4 separate regions of the Homo sapiens genome follow, and regions 2, 3 and 4 are each linked to region 1. The links are chromatin contacts, found by Hi-C or POLR2A ChIA-PET in ENCODE. All regions are on one chromosome and are shown on one strand. Each heading gives the region's core, a stretch centred on a gene start or an enhancer-like site at or near the end of the contact. The rest is flanking DNA. Distances are from core to core; before and after follow the strand shown.

Region 1 (7,376 bases), core at 3,634-6,133:
ATATAGCCATAGAAAATTATGCTTTTAATCTGGATTTTCAGATTCATTTGTGTAGAGTTGAACAAAGTAGCCTATTATGATTCCTTTAGTTTCTTATTTATGTGTTGGGGTGTCTCACTTATTTCTCCTTCCTTCCTTCCTTTTTTTTTTTGGATGGAGTCTCACTCTGTCTCTCTCAGGCTGGAGTGCAGTGGTGTGATCTCTGCTCACTGCACCCTCTGCCTCCTGGGTTCAAGCAATTCTCCTATCTCAGCCTCCTGAGTAGCTGGGATTACAGGTGTACGCCACCACACCTGGCTAATTTTGTATTTTTAGTAGAGATGGGGTTTCACCAAGTTGGCCAGGCTGGTCTCAAACTCCTGACCTCAGGTGATCCACTTGCCTTGGCCTCCCAAAGTGCTGGGATTATAGGCATGAGCCACTGTGCCTGGCCACTTATTTCTTCTTATGTATGTTGTGCTTTCTTTTTAAAACTAGGTTAGCTAATAGTTCATTTTTTTAAATACAGCTTTTGTATTTATTAGTGTTATTTTCTAATTCATTAATCTGTGCTTTATTAATCCTTCACTTCTACTTCCTTTTGTTTTATTTTGTTGCTCCTTTCCTAAATTTCCATATTTGTTTCCTAACTTCCCTAAACCACTGTTTAATTTGTTCGTTTTTATCCCTCTCAGCGTACCAAACTACCATCCTAAAAGTTGTAACTTACAAACTACTTATCAAATTCAATATTTTTTCCTCCATCTGCCTCATCAGTTCTCTTTGTTTCTGATATAGTTGGACCTTGTTGAGAATTCTTTTTATCTCCCAGGACACTGCACACTCCTGGTTTTTTAGCTTTTCAGATATGTCTTCTTCCTTCTTCTTTCCCTGAAGCTTCTTCCCCTACAATTAAGGCGTGTGAGTTTTCTAATGTTCCGCCAGCCCCTTGCTCTATGTTCTCTTTCTTGGCGACCTCTTTCCTCTTCATGTCTCTTTCCCTACAGACTACTTTTAAATCCATATCTTATACAAGAAACAACTTTACCTTCTCAGCTTCAGATATACATTTTGAGCTGCTTCTAGAAAGCTGTGTCTGAGTCTGCTAGGAATTTAAACTTAATGTTTGGAACTGAACTCTTCACCCTCCTACCCTCACCCAACCTCAGATCATGCTCTGACTTCCATATCTCAGTTAGTAGCATCACCATTTTTTGAGTGTATAAACCTTGAAAACTCTGAGTTATGCTTTATTTCCCCCTTTCATTTCCAGCATTCCACAGCTGTCGGTCTTGCCTTCATCGTGGGTTTCTCTTCAGGCCCCTTCTCTGAACCTACGACCTGAATCCAGTCTGTGCTGTGTCCTCCTTGACTTACGGTAGTTTTCTGTTAGTTTTCCCGTGCTCAGCATCTCCATTTTAGTCCATCTCAATTAATGTTAGAGCTCTGATCATTTCCTCCCCAACTACAAATCTCAGATGACTGCCCCTGGCCCACCAGTGAAGAACTGGTTCCTCACCTGTCATCCAAGTCCTCCACAATGAGGCTCTAACTTCTCTCAAAACTGTATTCTCCTTATGCCTTATTCTGTTATCCTCATTTCTTCCTAAATTTTTTTGGTAAAATTATTATTTATTTATTAGATTTCCAACTTTTATTTTAAATTCAGGGGTACACATGCAGGGTGTGCAGGTTTGTTAGACAGGTAAACGTGTGCCATGGTGGTTTGCTGCACAGCTCATCCCATCACCTAGGTATCAAGCCCAGCATCCATTAGCTATTATTTATGATGCTCTCCCTCCTCCCACTCCCTCCGACAGGCCCCAGTGTGTGTTGTTCCCACCATGTGTCCATGCGTTCTCATCATTCTGCTCCCACTTATAAGTGAGAACATGTGGTGTTTGGTTTTCTGTTCCTGCTTTAGTTTGTTGAAGATAATGGCTTCCAGCTCCATCCATGTTCCTGCAAAGGACATGATCTTGTTCCTTTTTATGGCTGCATAGTATTCCATGGTGTATATGTACCACACTTTCTTTTTTTGTGTGTGCAGTTTTTTGAATACCTTCATTGAGGTATAGTTGACATACAATTAATTGCACACTTAAAGTGTACAATTTGCTAAGTTTTGACATATACCCATGAAAGCATCAGTATAATAAAGATAACAACCATATCTGTGTGCAGTGGCTCACGCCTGTAATCCAAGAAACTCAAGAGGCAGAGGCAGGAGCATTGTTTAAGGCCATGAGTTTGAGATCAGCCTAGGCAACATAGTGAGACCCCATTTCTACAAAAAATAAAAACCAATTAGCCAGATATGGTGGCATGTGCCTGTAGTCCCAGCTACTTGGGAGGCTGAGGCAGGAGGATTCCCTGAGCCTAGGAGTTTGCTGCAGTGAACCATGATTGCACCACTGCACACCAGACTAGGTGATAGAGTGAGATCCTGACTCAAAGAAAAAATGAAGGCCAGGCACAGTGGCTCATGCCTGCAATCCCAGCACCTTGGAAGGCCAAGGTGGGCGGACCGTGAGGCCAAGAGATCGAGACCATCCTGGCCAACACGGTGAAACCAATGTACCACATTTTCTTTATCCAATTTATCATTGATGGACATTTAGGAGCATTTCTATATATATTTTAATCCTCAAACTTTGGTTCATACTGTTTTCTCCACTGGTAACATTTTCTTCTGTTGTTTACTAAAATTTTATTTATCCTTCAAATCTTATCTTATACACATGTCCTCTGTGAAGACTTTCCTGTTGTCCCTGAACTGAAGGTGATTCCTTCCTCATTTGATCCCTGCAGATCTCTCTATTGTATTTGTTTTTCTTCTCTCAACTGTACTTATTCCTTTACTTGCTTTGTGTTCCCATTAGATCTTGAGTTCTGAGAAGGCTGAACTACCTATCTCCTGTAAAATGTGACCCAGAACCTTTTAAATAGTAAGTGCTCAAATATTTACTGAACATAGGGAAATTCTCTGAAAGGTGGTGAGGAAATAAAATGGAAGAGTCACTGAATGACTGAGTCCAGAAAAATAGCTTGATATTTTTCTGAACTGTAACATGAGAGATAAATAAACTTTATTTTGAAGACACTGTAACTCAGGGCCTGTTACAGCAGTTTAGCCTTTCAGGCATATACAATTGGAAACACGACTATGTTAAGTATGTTATGACATAAATACATCACTAATATAGACATAGGAAGGCTCATTCATTCATTGATCCCTGGGGATGATCAGTTCTGTATGATAAATAAATAAAGACCCAAGGGAGATCCCTTTAGCCTACATAAGTTTAGGGAGCTCTTCAATGGCCTGAGCTTTTGCAATAAGGAGAAACAGCAGTCTGGCAGCTGTGGCAGGAATCTGAGATCAAGTGGAGAGGCTCCTGACACGACTCTGACCAGCAAAACCATCTGACCGCTAGTGAGACTGAGCCCTGAGCTCAGCTTAGAACAAAAGGTGAAGTCACACTTCACTCAAGGATAGAGTCAACATTAAAAAGTGAAAATAAAGGTGAGTCAAAATAGAAAAGAGAGAACGGGGCAGGGGAGCCTGAAACTTTAGGGAGCTGAGTTACAGAGGCTAAAGGAAAGGTGAAGGAGTGAGTTGCAGTGTCAGTCCTGATATGCCCGAAGGGCAAGTCCTTGATGGTCAAATAGAAGAAATGCCATCCTCTGCCTTGGTCTGAATACTGAGGGGTTGCTGGGGCTGGGGTGCCTGGAGAGCAGATGTAACAAAGCCCAGGGGCAGAGAGAAACATCTAGAGTATCATTCTTAGAAAACATAACAGAATATCAATGCCTGCAGGGTCAAGGGTTCCATCACACCTTGCACGCTGCTAACCTGAACAGACTTGGGACCAAATCTGTACAGACTGACCATCATTCAACCTGGCATAAATTGACACTAAACTTGGCCACTTCCTGAATCTGATTTTGTCTGTTTTCCACCTCTCCTGTCTGATCCTTTGAATGCTTGAAATTTCCCCATCTCCCCAGGTTTCTAGAGGTGGAGTGAGGGAGCCCAATCAGCTGCCTAGTTTCCTGAGGTTGGACCCTGGCACAAACCCTTCTTATCAACCATCCTGAATTGACTTCACCAGTTGACAGCCTCATCTGCACCTGACACCAATGTATGAACATTGCTCAGAGTTCTAGAAGCTGTATTTAAACCTCTCCCCTCAGACTGAATCTCCTATCTGCCCTCCTTTCCCTAACTCTCCTTATTCACATGCCTAATCTAGACTACAGTTCTTTTGGGGGTGTTGAAATCCATTGACCTGACCTACTAACCTCCCTCACATAAAAGTTCTTGACCCTGGCCGGGCGCGGTGGCTGACGCCTGTAATCTCAGCACTTTGAAAGGCTGAGGTGGGCGGATCACCTGAGGTCGGGAGTTCGAGACCCCTGGCCAACATGGCGAAACCCCGTCTCTACTAAAAATACAAACATTGGTCAGATGTGGTGGCACGAGCCTATAGTCCCAGCTACTCGGGAAGCTGAGGCAGGAGAATCGCTTGAACCCGGGAGGCGGAGGTTGCAGTGAGCCCAGATCGGGCCATTGCACTCCAGCCTTGGCAACAAGAGCGAAACTCCGTCTCAAAACAAAACAAACAAACAAAAACAAAAAAACCCGAACAACAACATAATAGTTCTTGACCAGGCTGGCATAAAAAGGACATCTTTTAATGATGCGTAGCTGTAGGCTAGAGGGGAATGCAGAAAGGAGGCTTTGAGCATGAGTAGTTTTTGCTTTCGATTCCCTTTTCCTGCCTTGGGCGATCACGATTTCCCCTCTTGCCTCCTTTCACCAGGGACATTCATTTGGGAGTATTTTCAGTTTAAGCCACTAGGTGGTGCCTCAACCCTATCCGCAGCTCGCCAAAAGGGCTTGCCCCGGCAGCTGGGCAAGAGCGAGGATTTTTTTGGGAACTGCAGTGACCTGGAAGGAAGGTACTCTTTTCTTCCTGAAAATCGCGGACATCAACCTGAAATGCTCCTTCCATGACTGGTTGCAGAGAAGGAATCCATTTCCCGACCTTCCCTGCCTATCCCTCCAATTCTTTCCCCTACGCTTTGCTGTGGATCACTACATAGCATGGCACATAGAGGAGGTGCCTCTTTCTCTGAGTGGTCTGGGCATGCAGAACTCTCTAGTTTACCACAGGTGGGAAAGCCATGTGGTTAAGGGCACAGGCTCTGAATCTATAGGGCCAGGTTTGAATCCCGGCTCCACTTACAAATGATGTAAACATGGGCGAGTCACATAGCTTCTCTGTGCCTCAGTTTCCTCATCTGAGAAATGGGGAGAAAGACATTGGCCTGTCTCAGGATTGTTCCATTGTAATGATGTAGCTGTTATTTATTAGCACTAGATTTATTTGATCCAGTTAGACACTAGATGAAACCAAGCAAACTTTGGTCCTTGGTAGGCTCCATTTGCCATCTTCCTGGCCCTCACGATAAAATACGAGCCCACATCTTTTCTAGTCTTCTAAGAAGGATTCTTGGTATGCCTCCTCCTTCCAGGACTGAGAGAACGCTACTTCTCCTTCTGACCACAAAGCTGACACAAGATTGGTAATCTGCTCCCCTGGCCTTGAATTTTTTTCTGTGGGAGGCAGAACCCCTACACTGTAACTCCAGCGTTCCAACTCAAAGTTGGCTGCCCCGCCCCCCACATCCTGCCCACAATCAGCTTGCTCTCGGCACTCCCTTCCCTTGTAACCATTGTGCATCTAACTTGGCACTTTTGTTCTGGTTTACATTTCTGGGTACTCTGATATAAAACCTTTGAAATCAGTTTGGTATAAAATCATTTATTCAGTGATTCTTATAGCCAGGTACTGTGCCAATATGCTTTGTATCTGCTGGGCATTGTTACTGGAGTGCGTGTCTTCCCTCCCAGCAGTCTAGGGGTGGGAACCGGCTCTCCTGTCTGTCTCCACATTGCAAACAGTAGGGACTGCAAAGTCATTGGTTCACTGGCCAACTATTGGATGCACGGAGCTGTGAAGGGAGAGAACACAGTCAGCCCCCTGGATACAGTAGTCCTCTATTCTTTATTAAGTTTAAAATGAAATTCCCATCTTCTTAGGGGCTTACTCTGAAAATCACTAAGAGAATAACCTCTACTCTATTGATAACAACTCTTGGCCTCTCCGACTTCTCTGAACTGTTTGTGCTTTATGTCCTTCCAATTTGTCCTCCAGTTAGTGGCTTCTTGACTGACTGTTGGGGGTAAGTGAGGACTGGATAATGGGGAAAATAAAATCTTCCACGAGCTGAGGATTTTTGAGATGATCCCCCTCAGGTGTCAGGGTCTTGAAGCCTTGGGAGCCGTTCCCTGCCGCTAAACAGCTGTTTGATTTCCTCAGCTGGAGAACTAGCCCTTTCTTCCTGACCGGCTCACGCAGGAGCTGAACCTTTTGGTCAGGAGAGGATTTCTGTGTCTACACACAAAAGATATACATAGTCTCACTCATCCCTGACAAACAGATTTGTGCCTTGGATTCTGTGGTGAAAATATTTTGTTTTTTTTTTTCTTTTATTAAAGCTTGCCCATTTTTTGTTGAAGGCTGCTGAAGGATGTTGAGTGGTCCTTCTCCTGATATCCCTAAATGGGCACTAGGGCCATAGCTGGAAACAAGAGGTGTGAACTATCTTCCATTGTAAGGAGACCCACCAAGCCCTGGAGGTCCCTGGAAGCCACCCCCACCCAGACTGGTTAGGAGGTAACGAGTAGCTCCTTCTACCATTAGCCACTTGTATCCCTCTCGCAAGTCTACATAAGAAAACTAGGAAGGGGGTGCTATGGTTTGAATCTGTGTGTTCCCCCAAAATTCATTATGATGGAACCTAAGACCCAATGTGATAGTATCAAGAGGTGGGGCCTCTCAGAGGTGATTAGGCCACGAGGGCTCCACTCTCGGAAATGAGATTAGGGCCCTCGTGAAAGGGTTCAAGGGAACTAACTCAGCTCTTTTTGCCCTTCTGCCTTATGCCATATGAGGACACACTGCCCCTTCTGCCATGTGAAGATGGAGTAAGAAGTCCCTCACCAGACACCAAATGCTGGTGCCTTGATTTTGGACTTCCCAGCCTCCAGAACTGTAAGAAATAAATTTCTTTGTAAATTACCTAGTCTAAGTCTAAGATAGTTTGTTACAGCAGCAGGAATCAACTAGGATGGGATTGTGTGAAGAAGGAGGAATGGGGAAGAAAGCCATGAGTGTGAGGCATTTGTGTTGAGAAATTATTTCTTCTCTTCCCCCTGAGGTGAAATTTATATCCCCACCCTCTCACCCCCAGCCAGCCCAGTGAGGCGAGGCTCCAAGAAAATTACTTGTAGAAATTAGAGGTGCCTTGGAAAGGGAGGCTGACAT
Region 2 (7,376 bases), core at 3,278-5,777, 430 kb after region 1:
GAAATTTATAAAATACACTGAGTCTCCTAAAATGGCCCGAAAGGCTTTGGAAGAAAGGTTTCATGTAAAATAAAATAATATTTTATATAAACCCAGAAGAATATAGTTTATAATATGCATGTATAGATACTTATTCATATTAACAAATGAATGTAATATAGTTTACTGAGAATATATTCATAGTAATAGAATAAGATACATGCCTGTAGACCAGATGTCATCTTGAATCCCCTGAGAGATCTGGAGCAACGTAACCTCAACTCCAAACCCATAGCCAACTATTGAGTGTTAATTGTGTGTCAGGCTGTAGCAGAGACTGCTGGTTGCCTACACAATAGCCATTCTCCTTTTAAATTTAGAACCCCAGTATCGCTTAGGATGCCAAAATGCCCAGTAAAGATGTTTGCCTTCTCAGATTCCCTTACAATCAGGGGATGCCATGTCAAAAATCTCTGGCCTCTGACACATAAGCAGAAGTCTGATAGAGATTTCCTGGTAAATTTTTGCTTTTCCTGACAAAGGCACTACCTTCTTCCTTCCTCTTTATTCGTCCTGCACTGGACAGGAGGCTGGAGGCGGAGTGGCCATCTCGTGACCATGACTCAACAAGTGTGAAAAGGCCAAGAGCAGAAAGTTAGCAGGAGCTCAAGACCCTGGCCCTATCTGAGAGCCAAGGCACCAGTCCTATATGTTCCTCAGGACTTCCTGACATCCCAGGAAAACAAATTCCAACTTGGTTAAACCACAAGAGTTGAAGTTCCATGACATGTGTCCAAGCACATTCTGGCTCAGCCACAGGCACAGTGCATGGCCTTTAGACACATTGTTGCCTTAAATCCTCAAAACAAGTCTATACGTAGGCACTGTTAGGTCCATTTTATAGATGTTAACACTGAGAGTTACCTAAGAAACTATCTCCCAAATGTGAAATGCTGGGCTGAAAATGAGAAAACATAGAAAATCTGGATTTATGGGCAACGGAATATAATGCCCAGATATCTCATGAGTCATAATTAAGTAGCAAAAATAAATAATTCACAAGGAAAATGAACAATAATGGTCTTCTCACTTGTCTGGCACACTCCTGCTCCTTGTTAAGCCCCAGCTGAAATGCCAACTCCCTGTTAAAATCTTCGCGGACTCCCCCAGGTAGATCAACTTTGCAGTCCTCTCTCCTCACATAGCCCCCTCTAGTAGCACTTATTGTGCTTTATTATAATTGATATGTTTATGTGTCTCAACCACCAGACTGAGCAATTTGAGGATAATAATCAGGTCTTATTTATTCAAATATTTCTAGGGGTAAGAGCAATGCCCAGCATAATGGATGCAGTGCATCGTTTGAATTGGCAAAGCCCTCATTAGTCACATTTAAAAAAAAAAAAAACTGTTTTCTGATTTTCAGATGGAGATCCACAGCAAATGATGGGATGCTACAAATCAGCTCTAATAACTGAAGACAAATTACAAATATAGGAAATTAATGATTAGGAGAAATCAAAAGGGAAATAAATTACAGAAAACTGAAAAATGTAATAATGCAAATCAGGGGTTTCCCTGAATTTATGTGTAAAAGCAATGTCTACAGAATTTGCAGCAAAATGAAGCCCATCTTCTTTGGTTTTGGTTTGACTGTTAAAAACCTGAAACTTGTTTTTTCTTTTTTGCAATTGCCTTCAATAAGACTGGAGTCATGACTACCTTTTTGCTTTTGCTTTTGCTTTTTTTTTTTTTTTTTTTTGGCAAAGTCTACAAAAATGAGTATTTGAAAACTTTAGGACAGGTTTCAAGAGGTAGGCTAGTGACCATGCAACTTGTAGGAAAATACATGTTGTCATTATTGACCTGAGAAATGCAAGGGTACAAGTGACAAGATTCCATTTGGTTGGTGCTACTACTGAACACAAGGGAAGTGGGGCCCTAACCTCAGCTCCACAAGTTAAAGGCCACCCTCTGGCCTCCTTCATCCATTTCTCCCTACTAGACAAAAAGGACATGTCCACCCAGAGCCTGTGTCCCCATTTCTGGGATCTCGGCTCACTGCAACTTCTGCCTCCAGGTTTCAAGCGATTCTCCTGCCTCAGCCTCCAATGTAGCTGGGATTAAAGGCACCCGCCATGATGCCTGGCTAATTTTTGTATTTTAGTAGAGACGAGATTTCACCATGTTGGCCAGGCTGGTCTCAAGCTCCTGACCTTAAGCGATCCTCCCGCCTCAGCCTCACAAAGTGCTGGGATTACAGGCATGAGCCACCACGCCTGGCAATCCTACTTCTAAGGCTAATTGCAGCCTCTCTCTTGGGTCAAGGGCAGACTGCTCTAGTTCCAGAGGATGGCAAAGAAGTAGTAGAGGGGTATGGGGAGTGAACAAAGCTCAAACTCACAGGCAGAGATGGTCCCACACAAGCTCCCAAGGTCCCTTACTGTGTAGCAGGAAGCGGCCACCGGCCAGTACTGTCCCTCCGAACTGCCACGTCTTGGTGCGCTTCTCCAAGCCAACTGACAATCACAAACTCCAACCTGGCCTTCCAAGTCCTTAGTGGGTATTTTTATCAAAGTAAGAGGGTAGAACATTTTTTACTTGTTTGTGATCCTGATTTATAAATTAAAAATTAAAACGTGCCTTGTAACTAGACTTCCACTTACGCTCTTGCCCTGGGCACCCTTAATGTGAGGAGTTAGCAGTAACGATAGTCAGTGTATAAAACTGAGAAAGAAAAAGATAAAACTGGCTGGGCGTGGTGGCTCAGGCTTATAATCCCAGCATTTTGGGAGGCCAAGGCGGGCGGATCATGAGGTCAAGAGATCGCACCATTGCACTCCAGCCTGGTGACAGAGCGAGACTCCGTCTCAAAAAAAAAAAAAAAAAAAGAAAGAAAAAGATAAAACCTAGAAGACTAATAGATTAAAAGGCTTCCCTCTCCAAATTCACAGTAAATGTGAACTCTGAGATGAGAAAGCTTCAGACCCTAAGAGCACATGACACAAAATAGATGCTGATTAAACACTTGTGGAATGAATTAATGACGAACAAGCACGTATTGCATGTTCAGCTCAATAACAGCACTGTCTATATGATGTAATTCGGGGTATACAGAGAAGCTGAGCATGACCAGGACCACCTGCCACCCCACTGGACCTCACAGAGTCCTACGAGGTCCTCAGGTGACCTTGGCATTTCCTCTCCTGGCCACTCCAGTGCCTCTGGATCCCTCCATGCTGTTCATGGGATCACCATTTTTTTTGAGTTCTCATCCTTTTGGTTTTCAGACAGATTTCCACCCTTCTTGACGTCTCAGCAATATCTTTGACCTCTCCCCTCGTTTTATCCACCCTCAGCCAATCAGAGGCAACACCAGAACTCCCAATCTCTGCCCAACCCCCACTCCCAAATTCCTGCAGCAATCACCCTGTACTACTTCCCCTTGTAGGGGTGCCACTGAATCTTTCTTCTCTGTTATATGTAACAACGATGTCTTACTTAATTTTGCTTCCCCACAGCACCTGGCACAGGGCTTCTCACCCAGTTGGCACTGAGGAACATTTGTGGAATATTCATTGAATGAATTTTGGATGCAGTAGAACCATTTTAAAACAGTTTTATGTTCCTAAATTCCTACATGAATATTTTGCATTAAGAGCATAGGTTCTGGCGTCAGGCTGCCTGGATTCTAATCCTTGCTCTGCCACCTCCTACTTGTGTGATCTTATGCAAATCAACCTTGGTTTCCTCCTCTGTAAGATGGAAATGATGACAGCAACTACCTCATAGAGTTGCTGTAAATATTCATGGAGTTAACACATGTAAAGCTAAAAAGTGCTTAGAACAGTACTTGGCACACAAGCCTTTGATACGTGTTAGCTTTTGTTGTCGTTGCTGTTGTTGTTGTTCTTGAAACACAGTCTCTGACACCCAGGCTAGAGTGCAGTGGCACGATCTCGGTTCGCTGCGACCTTCACCTCCGGGTTCAAGCGTTTCTCCTGTCTCAGCCTCCCAAGTAGCTGGGACCACCGGCGTGCACCACCACGCCCAGCTGATTTTTTGTATTTTTAATAGAACAGGGTTTCACCATGTTGGCCAGGCTGGTCTCGAACTCCTGACTTCAAGTGATCCGCCCACCTCAGTCTCCCAAAGTGCTGGGATTACAGGCGTGAGCCACTGCACCCAGCCACTTGTTAGTTTTTATTTAATCTTCTCAACAAGCTTACTTGGTAGATACTATTGTTTCCATTTTCTAGATGAAGAAACTTAAGGTGCTTGGAAGACTAAAGTAATGTGTCCAGCCTCACAGAGCCAGTGCTCCACAACTGAAATTCCCACCAGGATCAACCCACTCAGGCCCAGGGCTACGGACTCCTCACTACATCATTGCACTGCACAAGGCAGTCACTAATGAATGCCCTGTGACTCAACATGACAGAAACAGTGGAGCAGACACCAGATAGGTGCAAACCCGTCAGCCAGAACTGCCCTGTGGTTTTACTCTCTGAGAATGGGGAAGCACAATGAGGGTAATTCCTCAAATCACACAGCCCTTTTGAGTCAGGCCTGGGAATCAATGTGGACTGAGTATTTGCTTCCCATGAGACTTCAGACCTGCCCCACCACCTCTCCGGCACCAGGAACACACTGTGCCTGGTGAGAGGGGATGTGGTTCATAACTGCCCCACTTAGGCCATATAAAGGGCCACATGGAAGCCACAGGGGAAAAATAAAATGAGGTTCTGCAATGCATCCCAAGGTAGCTTAATATTTAATAGTTTTAGAAGCAGAAGACTGGCTAAAACTCCATAGGCACCCAATAAACACCTGGGAGCTTGTCTCCTTAATAGAACTCTCCTGAACCTGACAACTGGCCAAATCATTGCCTTTAAGAGCCATCTCTGTCCCCCACCCCCACTATATTGGCCTCTGGGTTCAAGCGATTCTCCTGTCTCAGCCTCCCGAGTAGCTGGGACCACCTGCGTGCACCACCATGCCCAGCTAACTTTTTGTATTTTTAGTAGAGACAGGGTAGTAAGTAAGCCCTTAATCAAAAGGCCTTTGAAAGCAGAAGAAGCAATTTTCATTCCAGTATGAGATTTTAAGTTCTCCAACTCTTAAGGATTTGAAATGCGAAATTTCTTTATGTTAAGAAATTGTTTTTAAGAACATGTGCCTGGCATATCCCATGTCAGGGGAACATACCAGAGGAACTATAGAAATAATTCCTGATGCCAGTAAAAGCAAAAACAAATAAGCAACAGAACAGATGCTAGAGTGTGCTCAAGTTATTCAGTAGCTTGATGAGGTACTTTTTTCTCATATTGGGTTTTTTTGATTGCTGTTTTGCTTTGTTTTGTTTTGTTTTAAGGTAGTGTCTCGATACATTGCCCAGGTTGGTCTTGAACTCGTGGACCCAAGCGATCTTCCTACTTCAGCCTTCTGAATAGCTGAGACTACGAGTGCACACCACTCACCTGGCTCAGATTAGTTTTTAATCTTCTTGTCTTTTCTTTTCTTTCTGAAACTGGGTCTTGCTCTGTCACCCAGGTGCAGCGGCATGATCTTGGCTCACTGCAATCTCTGCATCCTGGGATCCAGTGATCCTCCCACCTCAGCCTCCAAGGTGTGCGCCACCACGCCCAGCTAATTTTTGTACTTTTTTGTAGAGACAGGGTCTTAACATGTTGCTCATGGCTGGTCTCGAATTTCTGGGCTCAAGGGATCCTCACACCTCAGCCTTCCAAAGTGCTGGGATTACAGGAGTGAGCCACCACGCCCGGCATGTCAGACACTTTAAGGTCATTATTTTTACTGTAATCCCTAATTAATAATTTCCTATTTTTTAAAGGCTTTCATTAATCATTGAATTATTTCATGTTTCAGATAGGTGTAAACCTATTATTTCATGTTTGGATACTTTGGTAAAACAAATTTAAGCAATTTCTTTAAATTCAGGTCTTTGGAATAGATTGTTTTTGAAGTACAGTAACCAAAAGCTAATTTAAGTTAATCTAAATTTAAAAATCAGTATTAACCAAGAAATTTAGTTCCAATTTTCCAAAGTTGGAAAAATCTACAAAAGAAAATAACCACAAAAGCTTTTTTCTCAGGGTTCAATGCTTAGGTAAATTATGCAAAATAACAACGCATGCTAATGTAAGAAATATGCTTTTAAAAATGTTTTTCAAACTACAGGTCATAATCCACTGGTAGATCATAAAACCAATTCAGTAAGTCACAAATAGCATCCCTTTTGAAAAATGAAAGACAATTTTAAAAAGATAATTATCAGAATACTTTGTAGCTGGTAGTTATATTTTTGCAAAATTTTTGTCTCAACTCTTTATGTGAATACACACACACACGTATATTTATTGGTAATGGGTTGTGATAGAAAAAAATTTTTTTTAATGTGGGTTTCTCTAAAATATGTTTGAAAGCCTTGTTCTAGAGATGTCCTTCAGTTAACACATCCTCTGCCCATGGACCATGTACATGTACAGTTTAGCACATTCAGTCAACAAAAGTTTTTTGAATGCCTATGTGAGAATTAGCATTCTTGCTCATGACCCAGCGCCCCAAACTATCTAAGATTCATTTATGTTAACCATACTCCAGTGCATTTTAGCATGGATTAAAATGAAAAAGTATTTAGGCCAATCCAAAGGTAAGCAAAAAATTAAATTAACTAAAAAGCCCCATTGTTCAAACACACTGATGGTTGTTTATAATAACCCTTTGGAAACTTGAAACTGAAAACTACTTCCTTAGCATTTTTTTCCTCCATCCTGTACACACACTGATAAGTTATTGTGGGCAAGAAATGTTTGGGAGGATATGAGTTAGCACAGAATTTTTCATTCAAGAGAAAAAAAGTGTTATATTTATTTTGAGAAGAAATGTCATGCAAAAATTACACAGATTCATAACTTTTAAGCTGTGTGTGCTTTCTAAAGTTTGACATTGTCTCTTTCAGCACAATTTCTCAATCTATTTCAATGCTATGAACTTTTATCATTATTTAAAAATTACTTTTTGAATAAAATTCCATCTCAGTTACATAGATTCACAATTATAAACTTAAAAAGATTATTTAGTTTGTAGCTTAGAGCATACCAGAATTTACTCATATTATATAATAAGATTCTGCATTTGTAGAGAAAGACTTTGCTGAAAACATTAGTGTAAATGCTAATGGTTGTTAAGATGGTTGTTAAAATTTTTAAATCACTTTCATTTTGGGTATTTTAAGTAATTTTGGGGTGCCTTAAGTGCTTCAGTGAAATATCTCTCAGAGTAAGCCTTCAAAAAATGTTGATTAAATGACATATTTGGAGAGATAATAAATGAGGCAATCAAGCAGAAGCAATAAAAACAGGTGAAATCTATTG
Region 3 (7,376 bases), core at 3,468-5,967, 370 kb after region 1:
AAATTGGTAAAGGAAAAAAAATTAAGCATGTATTCTCCATTTCCAATATGAACTATATTTCAAGGTAAACAAATAGCTAATGAGGGAGAGTCTTTACAGAAGAAACCTAGCTAATAAATGCAGAAGCAATAATAGAATTTAAATATCCCCATTTTACAAACCTCATTAAATAATGGGTTTAGGAAATATTCATCAATGGAAGTTGTAAAACAGTAGATACAAGATTAATAGGAAATTTGATCATGGAGACATGAGGCTGACAGTGCCTGAGCCCACTGATCAATCTTAGCATCACTGAAAGTGGGACACCAAGAAACATTACACGTCTCATGATATGATGTAATTGGAAGTATATAGTACCAACTTTGAATTATTTCCTAGAAGTTAGAATCTAAATCTAATTAAGCCTTGTGTCAGTTTACAGAAAAGGTAGGGAAACACCTTGAAGGGTACAACAAGGAAGCAGTTAGCTAAATCTTTTTCTCCAGGACAAAAGACTTTGTCTCTCCAACAAATCAATAGCATTAATCCAAAAGGATGGGAGAAGGTTTATAGAATAAATAGACATAGCTACTAAGTGTGATGTGTGGATCTCACTGGGATCGTCATTTGAACGAGCTGTCTTTGTCTGTGACTGCCTGGGTATTTTCCACTTGCTCTTCCAGAACCACTTGAAACCCTACTTGACTCTCTCTGTGCCCCAGGAGGCTGGTCTTTACAAACTAAAAAGGATTGGCCAATAATGGCCTGTGGGCCAAATCTGCCCAGTGGCCAGTTTACATACAGCCTGTGAGCTAAAAATGATTTTTACATTTTTAAAAAGTTATTAGAAAAAAGAAGAAGAAAATGGGACAGAGACTGTATACAGCCCCAAAACTAAAAATATGAATGGTCTGGCCCTTTACAGAAAAAGTTTGCAACTCCTGAGCTAAATTACCTGGCATTCCTTGTCCTTTAGATTCAGATTTGGAGGGAGGAACAGGAGCTCTGAGGGTGAAAGGAGAATGATGAAATTGTTTATTCTCCCAGCTCCTTTCCTCTTATCAGGCTAATGACTCCAAGTCCCAGCATGCGTCTTCCCTTTGCTTCTTCCATGGGTGGTAACAGCTTTTCATAATTATGAGCTTTCAGGTACTGCACCATCTCTGGTTGATTTCATTTTATCCTGGCCACACCTTTGTAAATAGTCCCTTTATTAAAAAATCTTCAATTACCTCTTTTGAATATGTCATCTGTTTCCTACCAGGACCTTAACCCCTGCAGACTAGATGTTAGATGATAACTTTGTTGAGTGTGATAATGACGTGGTGGCTATGTCGGAAAAGTCTCCAGATAGAGATATATCCTGACATATTCATGGATAGCATGACCTGATGGCTTAAATTTGCCCTAAATACTCCTGAAAAAGATATGCAGAGAAAAATTAAACAAGTGGGATAGGTTGGAGATTATATACAATTGGGTATATATGGAGATTAATTACACTATTCTCTCTAGTTTTGGGTGTATTTGAAAAAATACAAAGAAAGAAAAATTTTTCTCTAACCTTATATTAGCAGTTTAATTAACTAAATAAATAGATAATTACATTGTATAAATTATATTTGAAGGGCCAACAAAGATTAGGACAGGCCCTGTGATTAAGAGCACAAACTTTGGTGATGAAAACCTGGGTTTAAATCTCACTTTGGACACTAAGCAAATGAAAAAAGCTTTCTAATTACTATTCAATATCATTTTCTAATATATAAAATGTGGATAATATTTATAATCTTAGACTACAATTAAAAATTAAGTAAAATAATACATATAACCTGCCTGGTACCAAGTAGATGCTTAATAAATTATAGTTGACACTGCTATTACTATTAATTATAATACTTTGTATTTAGAGAACAGAATGGAATTGAGTTTGGGGTGATAAGGAGGGAAAAGAAGAATGATGGTAGCTACCAAAAATATTTTAATAAATATCTATGTCCTCTGATATAGATTAGATTTGTTGTGAGATTTTTTTCTCACTAGAGGCATACAAGTTTTTACAGGCTAATTAAACTGTATCATTTGAGATAAAAAGTGCAGTCAAAGCTATTTAAATAGCATGTAGTAATTAGGAAACTAGTTTAATGGAGAAAATCTCAAAGGGAACCAATTTTTTTCCCTATTTGACAGAATGAATGTTTTAAAACCTTAATAGGTGCACCATATTGGTTCATGCCTTTGAATTGGAATGGTTTTCATTCTAATTGCATGGAAAGTTAAAATCACATTATATTAAGACCATGAAGAAGCACAGATGTTTTGCAATTTGACTTGCTGCCTGTGTCTCTGAATGGTTCAAAGAAAAGATATAGTGATATGTTATGGTGCACATTTGTTTTAATATTTGGCTAGAGGTTCTTGATAAATTATTAACTGATCAACATGATGTCGTGTGAAAAGTCTATAAAACAAAATTATGTCTCCACTGAGATAAGTGAGTGGCAAACATGTTATCATTAGCACCGTCTACACATGAACAAAGAATGACAAATTGAAGCAATTCTCCTAGTAACCTCAAGTCCAAAAATCTCTACAACCTGATATATTCACTTGATTGAGGAAGAATTGCTTGAGGCTCCAAAATGTCTAAGTAATTGCCCGTATTTTCTCCCTCACATTAGTTTAGCTGTGTCTGCAAGCACAGATGGTCTGCCCTTTGTTTTACCTTCACTGACTTGGCTGTTTAAGCTTGCCACTCAACTTGGACAAAACAAGACCCCCTGAAGGTTCCTTGGGTCTCTATGAAGAGACAGACACCCTATTAGGTGGCTCCAGTACCCGAATGCTCCTTGCTTTGCTACATATTCCTCTAATGTCCTGTTTTTGGTGTCATGCTAAGATTGTTAAAGAATATGAATTTAAATTTCTATCTGCTCCAAGGAGGTCAGAATTTCAACAGGAATCCAAATCTCGAGTGTAAAGAGGGTGAAGCTCTAACAAGTGAAATTGGGAACTGAGCATATGTCTGAGGTGAAAGAATGTGGACAATCGGAGGGAGTTCAGGCTTGGAGACACTTGGTGAAGTCATCAGAAGGCAGTCTCTAGCCAGCCCACATCTGCCCATGACGCATTTGCTATAAAGGAGCAAAGGCCGGCAAAGGCGTCTCCACTCTGTCACTGCAATGTACCTTGAATGAGGTACAGAACAAACAAGCAAAACCTGAATCCAGTCTAGACAGGAATTTTACATGCTGTCTTCTTTTTATTTATTTATTTATTTTTATTATTATGCTTTAAGTTCTAGGGTACATGTGCACAACGTGCAGGTTTGTTACATATGTATACATGTGCCATGTTGGTGTGCTGCACCCATTAACTCGTCATTTACAGCTGTCTTCTTATATAACATCTAGAGAACATTTATCTTAGTGGTACCAAAATGCTTCCATTCATTGTGTGGCCTGATTTTCTAACTGACTCTAAGCCGTTTACTCTCTTAGCCTCTGGGTTTTGTTTTGTTTTGTCTTTAATGAGGGAGGGGGAACAATTAATGAGATAATAATTATCACCATAAATGTCACTTGAGACAATAAGCTGTACTGTTTATGTGTGTCAGGCTCCTTAGAGGAGAGACACCCAAGAAGCTATTCGTTTAAGACCTTCCTCTTGGCAATTCAACAACTTCTTTTATTGGAGGCCATAAATACCCAGGTTGTATGTTTATATTCAACAGAAATCTTCTGGAGACAGTGTTTCCTAAAGCATTGCTCTTTGGCATGTTGTCGCCAGATATGTCAATAGGTATGCCTAGGAAAGGCCTCCATGGTTCAAGAGGTTTAGTGAATGCTGAAATCCATAACTTCTTAGTGATGTAAAATGCGTGTCAGCAATTAGAGGCTCTGAGAAGTCCTGCAAGAAAGAGAACTATTTGACTTTGAATAACCCAGCTGTTTCCAAACTTTTTTTTGAACACTTATTTTGTACCCTGTGGAACAGTGTCCCAGAGAACACAAGCTTATAAAATGCTGCTTAACTTAGTGGCCCCAATCGGTGGATCATAAATCTTGGTGATAAAGCATGGGGTGCGTGTGGTGGGAGAGTGGGGAGAAAGAATGCAGAACTAGAGATCCATGAAGCCATGTGTTTACCAAGCACTGTTTCTAGACTTAGTAAATAATATAGCTCATAAATACATGGGTGACTATTTTTCTAACATATGAAGATGTTATTATAATTTATTAGATATAAATCCATATAAAAGCACAACAAAAATTTTTAGTAGTTGTTTACTTCTTTTTGAGTCATCAGAAACTAAAATTATAACTATCATGTGGAAGATTTGTAAAGTGGTTTGATGTTAAATGGGTTTTTTGTGCTAAAGGAGAAAAAAAAAAGCAGAAATCATCCTCTTAACCCACAGGAGTGAATCTAATAGTTGGAAATTCAGGCATGGTGCCAGCAGATGGGGAAATTCTGAGAACACAAATTCTGGTTCTTCTCAAATCATAACATGCCGTGCCACCGGGTTACCCATGAGTAACCTGGGTGTGTAGGACCCAGTGCTGTGGATGGAGCTCTTCACATCTCCTTGAGGCCAGGGCTCTGTGGGGTGTTAGCACAGCATGCACAGCGAAACTGATGTTTCTGGATCCCAGCTGTATAAATGAGCTACAATGGCCAGATGTGACCGTCCTGACCCTGTTTGTGTGCAGCATGGACATGCAGCCTCCATGACTCCCCAGGGACCTTGCTGGCTCTGGGATTCTATGACAGCAGACTTCGGCAAGTTGCTCATCGAAAAGTCAGCAGAACTCCCATATAAAAGAAAAATTGTACTCACAGATGCCGCTGTCTCCAAAGAGAGGGCAAATGTGGGTCTATCTGATGAAAGCAAACTCAACAATGTCCTTAATCACAAGGATGATCAGCCTGGTCAGCTGAAAGGGTATGGCTAGCACGATCCAACCTCATCATTACTCTGGAATCATTACAACCCTGATGGTGAGATGATCATGGTGATTATCATAGCATGTAGTTATGCTACTAGCATATTATGTGGCTTGGATCATGTTTTCCCTAGTCCAGCTGATAGACAACATTTAATTTTGTTCTTGGTATAAAAAAAACCATCATTGGTCTGCAGCATTTGGTCTTTTGCAAGCACTCTGGATTAACTGAACTTTAAGAAACATTCACATTTAAATCATACCCCCTCACTCTGAGGTTGAGAATGCAAACTGACCAGGAACACAGCCAGATAAAGCGAGACTTGACTTCTGCTCTTCATGCTGGTGTCCACACCCTGCAGAGGTGGCTAAGCCAGCACACTAACTTCATCTGGGGAATGGAGGCCTGTCACAGGGAATCAGGAACTCTTGGACTCTCAGTTTTCTTAATGACTCAGTGATTGTTGACCTGGAGGAAATCCAGCCCAATAGAGCAACATTTTCTCTAATTCCTAATTTTATTCTTAGCTGCAAGTTTTCGACATTTTTACCTGGGACTCTGGCTCAGAATTATTTGATATCTTTCTTTGTCAGGTCATTTCGCCCCTTTATGTTTTTAAATTGCTCATTTTAGTTTAGTTTCAGGTGATTTTTCTATGCTGCATACTCCAAACCATGGTTCCACATTTTCACTTTTGAATCTTGTTTTAGGGTCCCTTGAGAAATATAACTTTAGATGTATGTGGCTAAGAGTGAAAAGATCAAGGAGTAAAAACAGAACTTTGCATGCTTTAGTGGATTTTAACTTCAAAATTCTTTCAGGAGGAGCACGGATGGCTATTCTTTCTTGGTTTTACCTAGTTTCCATTTTACTCATCTACCAAAAAAGATAATTAACATTTATAACTAAATGTCTTTGGCATGGAGCCAACTAACAATAAGATTGTCTACATAATATAAAGCACCCAGATTAGTACAATATAAACTGGAGAAGTTAAAGAAATGAAAGGAAGGAATTAGTCAATGATTCAAAATTCTTGGCTACATCTGTACAGTGCTAGGCATTTGGAAGGAAAGTGAGCATTCCGGTTAGAACTTAAGATATCTTCAAATATTTAGATTGATTGTAAACAAGTTTTTTAGTTTTAAGTGCTAGGTATTTAGTGGACAATAGTCTTTCATAAAAAAGTTATTATTCACAATCTTGGGAATTACTAATTCACATTCATGGGGCCATTTACCCAAGAGTGACATCATTTTAGATGTAGACCATATGTACATGATACCAAATACTTTCTAAAGGAATTGACCAATTCATTTGGCTTTGTCACCATGTGGGGTCTCATGAAAATGTGTGCTCAAGCAGAGAGTTCTGCTGCACTAAGTAGAAGTTTTCAGATGGAAATATGGTGTTTGACTCTCTGAGGATCTGAATAAACCAGCTAAGCTTATATTAATCCATGCCTTATTTTGTTACTTGTTTCAAAATATGCAGAAAGGGAGAAGAAATGATCTCTTTTAGGCAGTCAGTTTAAAGCATTACTAAGAGAGATGCCTGGAGTGATGAATAAGGAATTACTGGAGGGAGAGAAAATAGGATTATATATGTCCCCTTTAAAAGGTACTTAGAAACTAAGTGAAGAAGAAAGGGCTGGCCCTAGGGGCATTCAAGGATGGTTGGGGAACAGCCTAGCTGAGTACAGTGTCTCCTACACTTATGTTCCACACACTGTTCTCCTCTGGGTGTTGACGGATGTGCTAAGGAAAAAGTGCCCTGTGCTCAAGAAAGTTTGGAAACTGCTCGATTGCACAGAATGAAACAGGTTTCTTTTTTTGCAGGACTTCTCAGAGCCTTTAGTATGCTTATGTGCATTGTAAATTTTTAAGAGAAAAATGTAGTATCAAGTTTTCAAAGGTAACTTAACCATAGCACAGTCTTTTATAGACATGCTTATTGCTATCTCCTCATGTGAGGTTCGAAGAAAACCATTTTAGAAAATTATGGTGTAGTTGAAAGAGTCCTGGCTTTAAAAGCAAACACATCAGAAAGTAAATCCCAGCTCTATCACCTACGAGCTGTGTGAACTTAGGCAGATGTCTTCCTAGTGTGAGTCTCAGGTTTATTGGCATTAAAATGTAGGTTTTGCAGATTTCAGATTATAAAGTATAATATTTTTAATATCTGTCCTGTGCCAGTCAGAAAGTATAGGATAAAATTAACAATGTTTATAAAATAGACATGCTTTTTCCAATTAAATTTTTAACAGCAAGGAGGCATTATTTATTCTGTGTCTATGCTTCAGAATTCTTTCATTCTCATTGTAGGGAAATAGATAAATATAAATACATTTTTGTAATAAAAATGTTAATGGTAGGGTTAAAAGCCCCACTTTTTAACTGATAGAGTTGACAAAAGTATATTAAAAGTGTATATTTAATGGCAAAAAA
Region 4 (7,376 bases), core at 2,213-4,712, 310 kb after region 1:
AAGTGAGACTTTTTCCTTCCTTTCCTTCTATAATTTCTTGAGGTATATTTTCTTTCTATGCATTTTCTTTGCTTAAATAGTACATAGGAAAATGAGAATCCTGTGTTCTTTACTACTTAATCTCTAGTGCCTGGCACAGAGCTAGCTAGGCCTTAATAAACATTTGTTTAAAAAATAAGTGAAACATTGAATGGTTTTTATTTTTAGTAAAAATGTAGTCTTAACAATACTAGTTTCTCTGAAATTATTTTCACTGAATATATATCAAGCAATGCTCCAGGGCAAAAGATATAGCACTAATTCTTTTTAAATAACTGTATAATAGTCCATAATATGAATGTACCATAATTTGTTAAGTTGTATCCCATAAATAGAAATACATGTTTATAAGTTTGGGGAGTTTCTAAGTTTCTAATAATGTTGCATTAAACATCCACATGTACCTTTATGTGCTGATGTTTTTTAATTCTTTAAGGTAGTCCGGAGAATTGGGATTATTTGTCCAAAGGGGATGTACATTTTTAATTTTAATATATTATACCAAGTGATTTTCCTGAAATGCTGGGCCAGTTCATATTCAGAGAAGCAGTGTGTTAAAATGCCCATATCCCCACACCCTTAACCACCTTATCAACCTTTTACATTTCTCCCAATCCAGTGCTTAAAAAAAAATCTTGGTGTTTTGATTTGCATTTTCTTTATTCCTAGTGAGGTTGAGTGCCTTTTAAAATTTCTTTCTGTTTTCCCCTGTGAATTGCAGGAAACTTGCTCTAAAGAAAAATTGCTGGATTAAGGGATGTGAATATTTTAGCAGTGCTTGACACTTAGCCAAATTGCCTTCCAGAAGTGATGAAACAACTTACCCTCCCACAGGCAGCTCATGAAACCTCCTGTCTCACCAAACTAGGTATTGGAATTCTAAAAAGAAAATAAAGCTGTTTGCCAATTTGAGAGTCTCTGTTGATTTACTTGGGCATTTCTCACCTTCCTGTCAGAGGGCCAGGTGGGAGCTCCTGGTTAGGAGGAAGGAGGGGCCTTAGGCACCAGGCCTAGGGAGGGCAGCCAGGAGCTATAGTGGGAGGAGGCACAAGGCATTTCCAAGACCACAGCTGAGCAGGAGAATGAGCACTCCTCTGTATCCAAAAGAATTGAGAGAGCTGGCCCAGGGGTGGGGGTGAGTTTATATGGGAGTCGACTGCCAGGACACGGCCAGGGTGCTGGGGGGCCGTGGGGAGGGAGGGGTGAATGTTGCGCTACAGCATGAGCTCAGTTTCTCCTGTCACATTCCAGAAGAGCTGGCCACAAATGGGCACAACCAAATTGAACAGAACTTAAGTGAAATGAACAACTGCTGCTCAACAATGGCCATAAGCAGAGCTTCAGCCTAGTGAATGGATTCTTGCACTGTGAACTATATAATCAAGTAGTGTATATGTAGAGGCTGTTCACACAAATCCTAAAGCAGAGTAAGGCATGAGCTGCTTGAGAGGCAGATTGAGCTATGGTGAGCTGAAATAGAAAGAGGCTGCCTACAAGTATTAGAAATAGGAAATTCTTTCTGGACAGGGGTCAGGAGGTTAGAGGTCCTCAGTCCTAAAGAAGGAGGTGTCCTATTACCCCTGGCCCTCCCGACACCCCAGAACTTCAGGCAGCCAGTTGGAAGCCCTCACCAATCCACATGTAGCCCTCACAGATCCATTGGTGGCTCTCACACCAGTCCAAGATCTATAGGCTGATCAGAGTGAAACAGGTGATTTAGACCATACCTCCACACTAAAGTTCAGAGGCTCAGTTCAAATTGTCTTTGGGTGCCGCCAGCTAGGTCAAGCTGGGATTCAATGTAGCTGTTTAAGAAAAATCTAGTTGGTGACCTCTCTGCAGTTTAGATAAGCCTGGGTCTTTGTGGCTTTTGCTGAAGAAAGGGGAAGGGATTTTATGCAAGAGAGGAAGAGTGAAGGAGAAAAAGCAGTAAGAAATGGGTGGTTTGGTTGTGACGTGATCCCTGCGCCCTTAGACCTCAGGGTCCGGAGGGATTGGTTTTGAGGCCCATAGGAGAGAGGCCAGAAGGATTTGCTCATCCTGAAAGTCTGTGTCTGGACTAAGGCGGGGTGGTCTCAGGCTGAGGTGAGCCCTCCAGACTTGAGAAGCCAGTTCTCCTCCCTGGCCCCTAGACTCTCAGGGTCATTAACCTGAGGGCAGCTTTGCTGCTCTGACAGCCCAGGGCAGTGAGAGCAAAGGAGGCAGTCTTCAAGAGATTTGCCTCCTCATGAAGGCCACCAGTGAAAGCATCTGGATGGTACCAGTGAGAACTGGGGAATAATTGGGGAAGACTAGGGGAGGGCAGACGTGGAAGTCCTTCATGGGGCAATGTGGACTGAAAGTCACCAGGATCTGGGTATTAGTGTCAATAAAAATTCATTTGTACTATACTTTCCTGGTACCTGGGGACAGTTTAGTTGCAGAAAGAATAGTATATGAGATCCCAGCTGGTGTGTCATAAAGCTAACCAGTGCTCATTTGGAGAAAATGAACTTAAAACTCCTTAAATAAAGGTGCCCAGTCACCTTAGATGAAGCCCTCCAGCAAAGCTGAAAGAGCATCTTAGAATCCCATAGCCTATTCTGATGTGTTGTTCACTAGGTTCCATGGAATTCCCACTATTAGAATGTGGATTTTTTGATAACAACTTCTAGGGAGGCCAGAGTTGCTTTAATTAATTTAAGTTCCCATTACATAGTATTATCTATATATTAGCCCTGAACATGGGAGATGTTTAACACTTATTAATTTGGTTTGATATGTCAATCCAGTGCATATAGTTTATTTTTCAAAATTATATTAAACCCTGAAGTTTGCATTAGCTATGGTCCCATTATAATATATTAAACCGTGAAGTTTGCATTAGCTGGTCCCATGAGGAGCAGTGACATCCTCTCTCTCTTAACACTTTGATACCTCTCCAACTATTCACACCATCAAGAGAACCTCTTGCCTGTTTACCTATGATGAGGCCCCATGATTCACCTATAAAGGCTTTGAGTAGGGAGGAGGGGTAAAGGGCATGAAACTCCTTTAAATTCCAGAAAACTACAAGAAACAGAAGCCCTTTGCTTCTCTAGGGGCTCTACTCCAAATTTCTCATTTGGCAAATGCCGTATTTCTGTGACTGACTTCCCATTTGCAAAGACAAACTGGTTTCAGGACAAAATTAACATAGGCTGTTTATTCATAAACTTGCAGCAAGGGAATCCATCTGCTATCACTTTCATTTCAGCAGGGCTTTGAGGGTGTAGAGAAGAGGAAGTTTTAGACAGTAAGGAGAAATGCTGGGACAAGAATCTGATTGTCCGGCTTTCTGCTAAGGTGGGATGGAGAAGCAGGGGAGACTCATTGATCTTGGGGTATTTTTAGCAATTCTTGGTCTGCTGCAAAGGAGCAAGCAAGCAGTTAGGGGACATTTCAAACAAGGAAACATTGTTCAGTGTCAGGAGCAGAGGGTTTTCTGTGGCTGGCCACTTTGCAGAACAAGTAGGGATTGATCAGGTGCTTTTCTCATGGGTTTTATGTGAAGCTGACCAACACGGCAGGAAGTTTCTCACGTCCAAAGCCAGTAATGGTAGAGTACTTTTAAAAAAATCTTTTGCTGGAAGATAATTAACTACTATCTTGCTTCTAGACTAGAGTTAATACTTGGGAAATGTATCAATTAAAAGGAGCTTATACTTGCTTCCACCCACTTGATTACATAAAGCCCAGTGTTTATCAGAATGTCCTCCCTATCTTTTGGGCTCCCTGGAGCAGGTGAACATGTCCCCTTCAGTCCACCCAGTTGTCATCAACTGCTCAGGCCCTGGAATGCTGCCCTCTGCTTCCCACGGACATCTATGCACGCCCCTCCTGCCTCTGGAGACCAGCTTCTCTCTGGCCTCAGTTACCTTCACCTGTTCCCCTTGATCCTTCCCTTAGGCTCATTTACCCACAAGGATGGTGGAGAGTAGGCTGCAATTCTTTGAAAACCTTCACTGAAAGTCAGGGATGGCAGAAGGAAAGCACAAAACAGACTTACTGTTGTGTGATGTTCAGAGCTGCTGGGCCCAGCAGGTCCTGAGCAAGCTCTTCCTGACTTTCTCTCAGCTGGCCACCATCTTGAAGGAATCGTCTTTCTTCTCTCCAGGGAAAATACCCAACAGTGTGTCTCCTAAAGAAAGGCTTAAGACCAACCTCCACCTCCACAGAGGAAGACGTACTCCCTGCAATCCTTGCCCACCTCCACAGTCTTGATTTCCTGTCCCAGGATTGACCTAGCCTTCACCAAGGGTAGATGTCAGCTGTGATTTCCATTTCCCTCAGAGAAGCTCCACCTCCACTCTCAGGGGTGTGGTCTTATCCTCTGGCTTCCATCAAGACAACTAAATTACCCAAGAACACAGCAGGTTAGCTTAGAACATTCCAGGCTAATCAGTCTTAAGAAAGACAAAGGGTTTGTTCTCAGCCAAGATACCATGGTATAGGAACTGTAATGAGCAAGGATTTATACACATAATTTTGATCCTGCTAACAGCATGGCAAGGTGAAGATAGTAAAACTCATTTTACACATGAGGAAACTGAAGTTCAGAAAGCTTAAAGAACAAGCCCAGGATCACTCAGCTGGAAAGAAGTGGAATCAGAATTTGAACTCAACTCAGCTTGAGATGTGACTTAAAATAGCCATTGTCTCTCCCTACTGTTACCTACCAGATACTCTACTGTCCGATTCCTTTGACTGTCCATTCTACATTGATACTTCTTTCCTTTCAGCTCTGTCTCCCTTTACCTAGCTGGAGTTTTCTTTGTCATAATCCTTCTCTTCTCTCCTCTCCTCTCCACCTCCTCCCTCTTTATCATCTTTCCTTCTCCTCTCCCTTGTCCTCCTTCATCTCCTAAATTTAGAACAAAGGTGGTATTTTCCTATCCATTTAGCAGTCTTACTTGTGAGAAGTGACTGGCAGTTTGATTAACGGGTAAGTGACTTGACTTTTCCTGGGAGCATTTTTGCTTTCCAAGGAGACCATTGTGGTTGTCACTGATCCCAGATCTCTGGCACAGTGTAATTTCTTCTAAAAATGTCAGAGTGCAAGGGCTATGTCCATATAAATACTAAAACTGAGCAGAAGTTACAGGTCCTTGGAGAAGAAAAGTTGTCTAATTGTGTGGCTGGTTTCCAAAATTCCCCTTGGTAATCCTTCCTTATGACTGTTTCTCTTTTACAAAAATACTTTCCAGAAGAGTTTGGAATTTGCCTTAAGAGGTGTCGGAGCACCTATCCCAAAACACACTCCAATAGCAAAGTTATCTGAAGCAAATTATTACTGGAGGCAGTGAGTGCAGGGCCTATATTCAAATGCTAAGTATGTGCTAACTTTGGTGGTCCTTTAAAGCCTCGCAGGAGAATATTAACTTTCCACATCTTTCAAAGTTACATTTTGTTTTTTGTTGTTGTTTTCAAATCAACTTGAAGACTAATTGTACAAGTAAAATAAAACAAAGAGCTGAAAAAAAAGTCTGGATAATTGGGTTAAAAACCCTACTACTGAAAGAAAAAAGGACAGGCACAGCCTCCACCAGACTGGCTTTTACTGCAGATCAAATTCCAGAAAGATAACTTATTTTTTCCCTATTCTGTTACATCTGGCACATTACTTAACCCTTCTATGTCCTTCCTGTGCCCAAAACGATACCAGTTACAATTCAGAGAGACAAGAATGCTTGGCAAATATCCTGAAAGGAAGGGCTCCTCCTCCTAGGACTTGCAAGTCTGGCCCCGTTCTGGCACTCTGGGAAGAGGTGGAGGAGAGAGGGTTTCTGTCTTGATTTCTAGAGTATTTGCCACTGATTTGGACCCATTGTTGACTGTTTACTTTTGGCTTCTTTTGCTTGAAGTTGAGACCTGGACATTCTGAAATGAAGAAACAAAGAAGGATGTATGCAGAAAGTAAGGAGTTAGATGGTGTGTAGGAATTATTATCATTGATTCTCTGAGCATAAGCCCTGTACCAGTGGGTAACTTGTGGTTTTATACTCAAGTATTTGTATATTCCTTGGCCATGGAAAAATTGTTATCAATTTGCCCCAGATACATGCTAGTCTTACATCTAGATTGATCTTCACATTTGCAGAGACAAGTCTTGATTGTGACAGTATAGGCCTTAAGAGAAAAAAAAATGCCAAGATTGTAAGAAATTCTCACTATAAAGGCAAATAGAATCAATCTTTTTTTCAACTGTATTGAGGTATAATTGAAAAACAAAAATTGTATATATTCAAGGTAAACAACATAATGTTTTGATATATGTATACACTGTGAAATGATTTCCACACTCAAGCTAATTAGCATACACATAACCTTACATAGTTACCTTTTGTGTGTGTGGTGCAAATACTTAAGATCTACTCTCTTAGTATACAATAGATTATTATTGGCTATAGGCACCTTGCTGAACATTAGGTGTCTAGAACTTACTTATTTTATTTTATTTTACTTTGTTTTGAGACAGAGTCTAGTGCTGTCACCCAGGCTGGAGTGCAGTAGCACGATCTTGGCTCATTGCAACCTCCACCTCCCAGGTTCAACTGATCCTCATGCCTCAGCCTCCCAAGTAGCTGGGACTTCAGGTGTGTGCCACTACATCCAGCTAATTTTTTGTATTTATTTTTTAGTAGAGACGGGATTTTACCATGTTGGGCAAGATGGTCTTGAACTCCTGGCCTCAAGAGATCCACCCACCTTGACCTCCCAAAGTGCTGGGATTACAGGGCATGAGCCACCACACCCAGCTGAACTTACTCATTTTATAACTGGAAGTTTGTACCCTTTGAACAACATCTGCCCATTTCCCCCAACCCCATCCCCTGGTAACTACCCTTCTTCCTTTTATTTCTATCAGTTCAACTTTTTTTTTTTTTTGAGATAGAGTCTCGCTCTGTCACCCAGGCTGGAGTGCAGTGGCACGATCTTGGCTCACTACAACCTCCGCCTCCCAGGTTCAAGCAATTCTCCTACCTCAGCCTCCCAAGTAGCTGGGACTACAGGCATGTGCCACCATGCCTAGCTAATTTTTGTATTTTTAGTAGAGACGGGGTTTCACCATGTTGGCCAGGATGGTCTCGATCTCTTGACCTCATGATCCACCCACCTTGGGCTCCCAAAGTGCTGGGATTACAGGCGTGAGCCACAGCACCCGGCCCCCTATGAGTTCAACTTTTTAAGAGTCCGTATACAAGCAAGATCATGCAGTTTTTGTCTCTTCTGTGTCTAGCTTATTTCACTTAGCTTAACGTCCTCCAGTTTCATCCACGTTGTTGCAAATGGCAGAATTTCCTTCTTGTTTTAAGGCT

The links. A loop is a pair of places that touch in the nucleus more often than their neighbours do. ChIA-PET counts read pairs that join two places held with the same protein, here RNA polymerase II (POLR2A). Pooled maps may share reads with other maps.
Region 2: a map with no recorded cell type shows a loop between it and region 1 (8-fold over the local background). The contact joins two enhancer-like sites. A Hi-C loop is called at or near these places in 3 of 37 single-sample maps with no recorded cell type and 3 of 50 pooled maps. POLR2A ChIA-PET finds 5 or more read pairs at or near these places in 2 of 52 experiments (IMR-90 and MCF 10A).
Region 3: a loop to region 1 is called in a map of GM12878, with 4 times the contacts of the local background. The contact joins two enhancer-like sites. A Hi-C loop is called at or near these places in 2 of 168 maps with a recorded cell type or tissue (GM12878 and IMR-90), 9 of 37 single-sample maps with no recorded cell type and 7 of 50 pooled maps.
Region 4: a map of prostate gland shows a loop between it and region 1 (2.8-fold over the local background). The contact joins two enhancer-like sites. A Hi-C loop is called at or near these places in 2 of 168 maps with a recorded cell type or tissue (IMR-90 and prostate gland), 5 of 37 single-sample maps with no recorded cell type and 13 of 50 pooled maps. POLR2A ChIA-PET finds 5 or more read pairs at or near these places in 2 of 52 experiments (Panc1 and activated T-cell).

What each region holds. Positions count from the first base shown.
Region 1 is chr11:111,228,043-111,235,418 of GRCh38, reverse strand. No RefSeq gene overlaps it. Among named protein-coding and RNA genes, the nearest start is that of POU2AF2, 14 kb to the left of the region's middle. Within about 2 kb of position 4,883, at least 7 of the 41 ENCODE cell types and tissues checked have a DNase peak (open chromatin) inside an H3K27ac peak, as active enhancers do.
Region 2 is chr11:110,794,727-110,802,102 of GRCh38, reverse strand. No RefSeq gene overlaps it. Among named protein-coding and RNA genes, the nearest start is that of ARHGAP20, 86 kb to the right of the region's middle. Within about 2 kb of position 4,527, at least 2 of the 41 ENCODE cell types and tissues checked have a DNase peak (open chromatin) inside an H3K27ac peak, as active enhancers do.
Region 3 is chr11:110,855,937-110,863,312 of GRCh38, reverse strand. No RefSeq gene overlaps it. Among named protein-coding and RNA genes, the nearest start is that of ARHGAP20, 150 kb to the right of the region's middle. Within about 2 kb of position 4,717, at least 5 of the 41 ENCODE cell types and tissues checked have a DNase peak (open chromatin) inside an H3K27ac peak, as active enhancers do.
Region 4 is chr11:110,915,582-110,922,957 of GRCh38, reverse strand. It overlaps LOC105369488 (a long non-coding RNA gene), which reads left to right. Exons shown (of 2, transcript XR_948008.3): 2 at 761-951. Among named protein-coding and RNA genes, the nearest start is that of LINC02550, 180 kb to the left of the region's middle. Within about 2 kb of position 3,462, at least 2 of the 41 ENCODE cell types and tissues checked have a DNase peak (open chromatin) inside an H3K27ac peak, as active enhancers do.